2 separate regions of the Homo sapiens genome follow, and region 1 is linked to region 2. Evidence: chromatin contacts called from ENCODE Hi-C or POLR2A ChIA-PET data. All regions are on one chromosome and are shown on one strand. The core of a region is the stretch at or near the end of the contact, and the rest is flanking DNA. Distances in the headings are between cores, read along the strand shown.

Region 1 (4,076 bases), core at 20-2,519, 46 kb before region 2:
ATTTGCTTTCTTTACAAATATAACTGTAAGAAAAACCTTTTCTTTAAAACTAATTGCAATATGGTCATATTTTCACTCACACTCATTTATATTGTTTTAAATGAAGTCATTAAGAACTTAGGGGCATTTAAGTGTTACTTTCCTTTTCCCTAAAAAATGTATAACCATGATTCAGTTGCCGACACATTGCCAGTCCCTGAAAGATAAATAACAAAATCCAAACTCAGTACAGAAAAACACATCTTAATATAGCAAAGTGAACACCTTTCCTTACCTCCTCTGCTTACTATTAAAATATTAAATATCTAACTCTTTAAAAAACTGCTTCCTTCTGTAAACATTTCCAGAAAGTCTTCAAACATTTTTCTTCTCTTTAAATACATTTCACTTAAAGTAAGTTTCCTTCTAGATGCAGCTGGCATTGCATTTGGGCAGTCTACTTCCACCAAACCAGTGGTAGGCAGACAAAAGAGTATCTCCTGTTCAAATACTCATTTGTAAACAATGTTGGGGGACAGGGGGTAGTTAGGTATTAAACAAGACCTTTCTCATCTAAGGTAAGATCTCCAGTACTCTTCAGAAGAAACCTTTAAATTACTAGTAGATATGAGGCTGAGGATTTCAGGCAACTGCATTCTAAACTCCTCATTGTGTATACCAATGAGCATAGTGGGGAGGGGCAGGTGGGTTTACAGGAGACATGAGTTCGGTGAGAGGGCTCAGATCCACCTGACAAAGCTGTGGGCTCTAGTTTCCTGGATGCAGGCTCCAAGTGTAAATGTCAGTCCAGCTCCATCTGTGTTGTGGGCCTTGTCTAAAGAGGATCATACTCTTGTACCAATGTCACATATTCTTTAAAGTTCAAAAGTTGTCTCATGTTCATTTAGCTCTGTGCTAAATTCCGTTTTTATCCCCAACAGATTGTCAAAATTTTAAACCTTTATACTCCCCTGAATGAATTTGAAGAACGGGTAACAGTGGCCTTTATACGAACAATCCAGGTGAGTTTTAAGATAGTAATTTTATAAAGTCCAGTCTACGACTATAAAGGAAATTAAAAATTTGGGCTTTAATCTTGCTTCTCTTTATTACTAAAATACTGGTTACATATATGCTGGGAGACCTTACATTCCTAGACTTTCTACTTAGGTAAACATGAACCGTATCACCCATGAGTAACTTACTGTTTACACACAGAAAACTCAACTTTTATCATCTCTGCCTCTCAGATTATAGACATAGTTTAAGCATTATGTCATTTGCCACTAGCATGTTACTGAACTATTAGCACCAAATGGAATTAACAATGTCAGCAGAATATCAGCCCTAACCATAAATGGAACTAAGAAATGTTCTTTAAAGAAAGCAATTTGAGCTCTTAAATCTTTGTCTAAGACTTATAATATAGGCCAGGTGCGGTGGCTCACTCCTGTAATCCCAGCACTTTGGGAGGCCGAGGTGGGTGGATCACGAGGTCAGGAGATCAAGACCATCCTGGCTAACACGGTGAAACCCGGTCTCTACTAAAAATACAAAAAATTAGCCGGGCGTGGTGGTGGGCGCCTGTAGTCCCAGCTACTCGGGAGGCTGAGGCAGGAGAATGGCGTGAACCTGGGAGGCGGAGCTTGCAGTGAGCCGAGATTGCGCCACTGAACTCCAGCCTGGGCGACAGAGTGAGACTCTTGTCTCAAAAAAAAAAGACAATATTTGCTTTTAGGAAAATGCTTGAAAGAAAATGTATTAGGGAAAACGGTTATTTAAATCTGTCTTTTCCTAAGATGATGGGAATGTTTTACTTAAACATGAGCTTCCTTAAGCTGAGCCCAAGGTGATGGCTGAGCGCCTGACCTTTGCATGTGATAGTAACTGTGACAGTGTTGGAATGATAGTCATGTCGCAGTGATTCAGAAAACAGGCCACACTTCTCCCATGATTACCTGTGGGGAGCACCTCAGGGGAGACATAGCACTCCCTCAAACTTTTAAATGACCTTGTTGGCCAGTGAAGGGATATTGACACAAAACAAGGATTAAAAAGGGGTTCAGGGGGAAGTCATCAGAGGGAGAGTCAGGAAAAAGGGAACCAAATGGAGGTTTATCAAAGACACTGAAGAAACGTGAGGAAACATGGAGCTTTGTACAAGAACCTGTTCCCTTTGGAATACTCCTGGGATTTTATTTGGAGCTCCTTACAGTGTTTCAATGTAGATCCAGAGATTTAGAGAGCCCTGAAAAGAGCTAAAAAGGGGTTTGAAAAGAGCCATGGCAAAAAAAAAGCCTAAATGAACTTTAGCCCAGCATCTAAGTAGGGAACAGAGGCCAACAGAGGGAACGTCTGGGAAGTGGTGCCTAGTCAGACTAAAGGTTGTTCTCCTAAGGGCAATGACAGAAACACAGTCGATTGTTAAAGACACAGGCCGCAGAATGGGGCAGGCAGAGTGAGTCTCTCTACTCACCAACATGTATACAACAATGGGGTTGTGGGTGGCGCTGACAGAAAGGATCCAGTTAGGATGCTCATAGTCAGCTGCTGAATGGGAAGAGTTTGATGACAGAAGCCACTGAGATATCTGAACCTGGACCCATTATATGGATTTTTATGGAGGGCTGATAATTTATACAAAAGTGCAAGTTTAGAAAGTCTTGTTTAGTTTCGAATATCTGAGACACACATTAGAGGGAGAACTATAACTGCTCATAAATTGGCAACCCCACTGTTTATGAGAATTCAGGTTAAAAAATATATGCCACATCATACTGCAGGTTTAATGGATCAAGGACAAAGGGAAAATATAATGGAGGTTAAGCCCAACTATTCTCTCAAAATATGTACAGTCAGATTCTGAATCTTCCTCAGTAATCAATTTCAGTGTCTCGCAGTTCTAGCAAAATATTTTTTTCATGAGCTATAGCTTTATGTTGTTTCTACCTATACAATGCTCAGAAGAAATGGTGAACAATCAGTCCTGCCCTCCTACATTTGAACTCACATGTGTGATAAAGACAAGTTACTTGTTAAAGCAAACCATTGCTTGGGCGCTCTGGGCTTTTTATAGCTTTGTACTGACCTTTAAAAATGTAAATTTGAAGTTGTTAAACTCACCAAAGCATTCACAGGAGGATTTCTGTGAAATGACCACCTTATATACTTTAATTGATTAAAAGTATACATGCCTTTTGCTGTTGAATTGTGATAATATAGGTAATATTTCACTTTCTTTTCCCATTTTTATACTCTCTAAAATTTCTTCAAACCCTTTAGGTAGTGAAGTCTACTGTCACATCTAACTAATGTGGAGAAATACAAGGGCCCTTAAGTGCTACAAAGATGACTTTTTTTCCCAGAGCCTCCTGCCATTTCACATTTTACATACATATGCCTTGTGATAGGTTCATGATAATAAACGCAGCAAACCTCAGAGTGGGCTGTGTGTGAGCTGTCAACAATCCCAGAGAATCATTCTGCCAGGCCACACCAGAGCCATCATTGAGTACCTTGAATTAGTGAGGCTAGTTGCTTATTCCTCCCTAAATACCTTTCTCTCCTTTAAACTTCTCTCCCATTATTTCAAACCACTTTTTCAAATGATTAAAATTACTTTAAAATTTTGGCCCATCTTTCAAGATGCCAAACACACGGGTACTGGAAATTTAAGTCATGCTTTCTATTCATAATTCAGGTAATGGATGAAAACGTGGGCAATTCTAGGTTCCCCTGCCACTATAGAGCCATCTTACAGTGCCATGCTCCAGCTGACTTCATTCTGTAAACCTATTTCCCAGCGATTTTCAAATGCTGCTATGTATTTACTGACTATGGCCTGTTTCGAGGTTTAAGAAAAATAAATTGTGTTTTCACAAAATCAGGATATATTGATTTTCCTTTTTGGCAATACTCCCACAGTTAACCCTATTGACTTTTGTAAAAGTACAGCTTCTACCAGCAGTTCATGGTTCAGAGGTCAATGGTTAATGCATGGGCAGGAGGAACAAAGGAGCATATTATAAAACTGATAACAGCAAATACAGCACTTACTATGTGCCAGTGATGGTACTCTGTGTTCTTTACACCTGTTA
Region 2 (4,195 bases), core at 1,419-3,918:
ACCAAGGTCACCTGTAGAGAAAAGAAGATTGGTAATCAGTTTAAATAAAAAATCTTTATGAAGAACTGTCCTAGACACAATAGAAAAACCAAGACCGTGTAAACTCCATGGAGGAAGTAATCATATCTTAGTGTCCATTTGAGATTTAAAAAATCAACACACAGTAATTATATCTTATTGTTCCTTTGAGAGTTTAGAAATCAACACAGAAAATAACAGAAGAATTACGTGATCCTGACAAGATAAAAGAAATTATGAGATGGGAGAAATCCTGGGGTGAAACAGAGAAGGCTGTATGGAGAAGGTGGTATCGCAGCTCCTTGCTGGTTGTTTTACACACATTCAGTCTTCCCACGTCTCCAGTAAGGGAGACTTCTTTGTGAATGAGAAAATTGAGGCTTAGGGAGGTTGTCTTACAAGGTTCCAAATCAGTAAGTGACAGCCAGGGTGTGAATCCAAGTCTCTCTGAAATCAAGTGCTCTCTTCACTGTGAGTTAAACGCATAGTCTCAGGAAGTCAAATTAATATTCCTCTTGCTCAGGTGAGTATTAGCAAAATAAAGACTTATAATTAGATTGGTAAAATGCTAGATGGAAAAAATTTGGAAGTCCATAAACATGTATAGTCTTGGCTTAAAATATTTGATTTAGAAGTAGAACAAAGAGCTTTTTGCTGGATGCACTCCTAGGAACCACACACGATGCTGAATTTTAATAGTTCCTGTCATTCTCTGGGGGAACAGGGAACCAATTAGGTGCCTTACTTAGAAAAATAAAATTTGGTGCTCAGTAACTTTGATATATCCCACCTACATATAACCTCCCACTGTAAGGAAAAGCCTGCCCTAGGGTATAGATTTCAGATTGTTTAGCCCTTTTTTGAATAACTAAATTGTTTTCTGAGGTGGGTTCCAAGAGAGGAGGAGGAGGATAACCTGTTACTGACCTGCCATCTCAGAGATCCTTCAGTGTAAGCCTACAGGTTCTACTCAAACAATACCACTTACACTGACTTGGGATTAATACTCAACCATATTTGCTGCCATGTCCCTCAGAGAAGACATATCTCTGTATAGAGTTCCTAAGAAAAAAAGCTGGCATGTTCATATTTTGTCATCTTTCACTATGTGTCTCAAATTTATGTCAGCAAGAACTGCAAGATATTTTGACACATATGAAAAGTCAATCTTAAGCTTATTAGCTTTTGGCTATCCACTATTGGCAAAAGATAACTTTTGTCTTAGAAATGGAAGGTGGTGGAAAAATTAAACATCCGTATGTTGTTATGGCATTTATTATTTTGATATCTAGGGTAGTGGTTCCCAACCTCAGATGATTGTCAGAATCCACTCATAACCCCCACACCCTTAGATTTTGTTTCAGTAAGTCCAGAGTGGAGCCCAAGAGCAGAGTTGGTTTTGTTTTTTGTTTTTGACACAGAGTCTCGCTTTGTCACCCAGGCTGGAGTGCAGTGGCGTGATCTCAGCTCACTGCAACCTCATTCTTCCCAGTAGCTGGGATTACAGGTGCCCGCCCCCACGCCTGGCTAATTTTTGTATTTTTAGCAGAGACAGGGTTTTTCCACGTTGGCCAGGCTGATCTCAAACTACTGACCTCAGGTGATCCGCCCACCTCAGCCTCCCAAAGTGCTAGGATTACAGGCGTGAGCCACCATGCCCAGCCCAAGAGCAGAGTTGGTTTTTTTCCTGCATACACCTAGATGCTTTTGATGATCAAACAAATGTATGTGACATGGGTTGGCTATTTTATACTCCTTTTTCAGTTTAACTTTATTTAATAGGTTCTGGTAGATTAGCATAGCCAGTGAACCAAGAAAGCGTTGTTTTCCTTCCTTCTGTTCCTGGGCCTGAATATTTGCCCTAAAGTACAAAGAATGCTCCTGTGGTAGGATTGTCATTTTTCCTCGGGGCTTGAACAGAGCTGTACATTCCAGATGTCCCACAGTATCAGCTGCCCCCTTCATCTAGAAGTTTGGCTGTCACTTGTATATAGTGATGGGATTAAACAAAGTAACTCGTTGAAGCATCCCAGATGAATAAGTGGGGAGAATAAGTTATTAAGTATCTAGTGGGAACTGGTTTGTTAATCTAACTTACAAGAATAGTGGTTCTCAGTTCCATGATTACCTAATGACTAGCAATCCTTAGCCCTGCAGAATAGCTGCAGACCAAAAAAAAACGGGGAAAGCCATGACTTGAAAAGAATAGTACTGGTTCTGAGGAAATACACAGCTATAGAAAGACAGCACTCCCTGGAACTCCTCAGGGGTGGCAATGGTAGAGGTTGGTGGGTGGAACTTTGAGCCTCTTCAGCTGGAGCAGTCTGGCATTATCTATTACTTGGCATCATATGCAAAAAGAATTCTGATGCTTAAAGAGAAAAAGGTGGAAAACCCATTCAGAGTGCTATTGATGAGTAGCTTGTTGCCCAGAGAGATGCACAAAGTCGCACAGCTATTAGTGACAGGAACCAGGACTAGAAATAAGGTCTCCTTTTCCTAACAAGAATACTAAACCTTCCTGAAGTCCCAGTAAATAACAGTGGTCTGGGAAGAGTCCTTTAAAAATCGAGTTATGGCCTAGCATATTGTTACGGTGGATTCTGAGTTAAAGTGAAAGTACGAGTCATGCTTGCTGTGTTGTTTATGCAGACAAGGAAGTGTGTACAGTGGTCTGAACATTGTCCACCTTTTATGTGTCTGTCACCACTGTTGGCTACTTCATCCCCTCACCAGGCTGGATAACTGATGCTTTACTACTGACTACCCATCTCATTTTCATGATTTCATGCTTTAGACATACAAAGAGAATCTGGAATCAGATCCTGTAGTAAATCAGTAGCTGTAGTAAATCAGTAGCCACATGAAACTGGCATTTTAAATTGAAGTGCATTAACTGGATAGTCCTAATCAATAAGCACGTGGTTTGTTGTCCAAAGAGTATTTTAACTACGTGACAAAATAAATATTATATTTAGGTTTCATTATGCCTTTCTTGTAAAGACTGATTTTCCATTTTATAAGGTAAAATGCTTGTGAAACTTGATGCAGAATATTTGACTACTTGAATTCAGCAGAACATACTACATATTTTTCTTTGTAGACATTTTTGGCAGTTTCATTCTTTAAGAACAAGTCGAGAAGTAGATAATCTTCTCTACCCAAATTTTTTACCTTTTGAGAAAAAATATGGATTTAAATTATGAGCAATATTAAACTCTCATTACATCATCAGAAATCTGGGAGCTAAAGTTTATTTCAGAAGTCTTATTAGATGGAGTTGCATTTCTTAAATTAGGAGTTATGTTTTATTTAAATTTCCTGCCTACCCTTGGAGTTGTAAACATCACCTTACTTCATAAAACCTTCCCTGAAGTGCCTCGTAGTTTCCCATCTCTCTGTGCCCATGTGGAGATACTGCTATTTCTTGTCTTTTATCCAAATGGGCCTGAAAATTCAGAGTGTAGCCACAGTAACTTCTGTGCTGTGAATGCATATGGCTTGGATCCCAAGTAGAGCACTCAGTCTGCCTTGCTCTTTGATATCAATTATAATCTATTAACATAACTAAAATCCCATATATGGACTCCTTTGGCTGTTTTCAATCTTAAAGCCGTTTATGGTAGAACTTTTCATGTAATTCTCTTATCTGCAGTTTGAATGTATAAACAACTTTTCACCTTGGTTCCATTTTATTTTTATTATTATTTTTTTTCTTTTTTAGAGATGGGGTCTTGCTGTGTTGCCCAGGAGGCTAAAGTGATCCTCCCACTTCAGCCTCCCAAAGTACTGAGATTACAGGCATGAGCCACCATGCCTGGGCCCTTTTTCTGCCTCTTTATGGTCACTTCATTTAATAGGTACGGTCAAGGTAGTAAGATTTGTGGCTACTAATAACTGCCGCATTATTTCTTCCTTACTTGGAAAGAAGGAGAAGCTTGATACGTAAATATAAGATGACATTTATTTCTATATTTTTATAGAAGATTTTTATTATTATATAGGTCCTGTCCCTGCTATCAGTGGGGCACTGAAGAAAGCAGGACTGAGTCTTAAGGACATGGATTTGGTAGAGGTAAGTGTTTTTTTTTTTTTTTTTTTTTTTAACAACATGAATAAACCATGTACTTTTATAGCATAAATGACTTTAATTTGGTCTCATTGCTCTTTGAATTTC

The links. Hi-C counts contacts between places; a loop is a spot of excess contacts on that map. ChIA-PET counts read pairs that join two places held with the same protein, here RNA polymerase II (POLR2A). Pooled maps may share reads with other maps.
Region 1: a loop to region 2 is called in a map of chondrocyte, with 5 times the contacts of the local background. The contact joins two enhancer-like sites. A Hi-C loop is called at or near these places in 5 of 168 maps with a recorded cell type or tissue (CD4-positive, alpha-beta T cell, CD4-positive, alpha-beta memory T cell, CD8-positive, alpha-beta T cell and 2 more) and 9 of 50 pooled maps. POLR2A ChIA-PET finds 5 or more read pairs at or near these places in 4 of 52 experiments (GM12878, Panc1, activated CD4-positive, alpha-beta T cell and 1 more).

What each region holds. Positions count from the first base shown.
Region 1 is chr18:49,832,269-49,836,344 of GRCh38, reverse strand. MYO5B (myosin VB) reads left to right here. Exons shown (of 40, transcript NM_001080467.3): 39 at 921-1,001. The region is part of intron 1 of SNHG22 (small nucleolar RNA host gene 22); the gene reads right to left. Among named protein-coding and RNA genes, the nearest start is that of SNHG22, 20 kb to the right of the region's middle. Within about 2 kb of position 1,269, at least 3 of the 41 ENCODE cell types and tissues checked have a DNase peak (open chromatin) inside an H3K27ac peak, as active enhancers do.
Region 2 is chr18:49,787,189-49,791,383 of GRCh38, reverse strand. It overlaps ACAA2 (acetyl-CoA acyltransferase 2), which reads left to right. Exons shown (of 10, transcript NM_006111.3): 8 at 4,023-4,093. Among named protein-coding and RNA genes, the nearest start is that of ACAA2, 24 kb to the left of the region's middle. Within about 2 kb of position 2,668, at least 4 of the 41 ENCODE cell types and tissues checked have a DNase peak (open chromatin) inside an H3K27ac peak, as active enhancers do.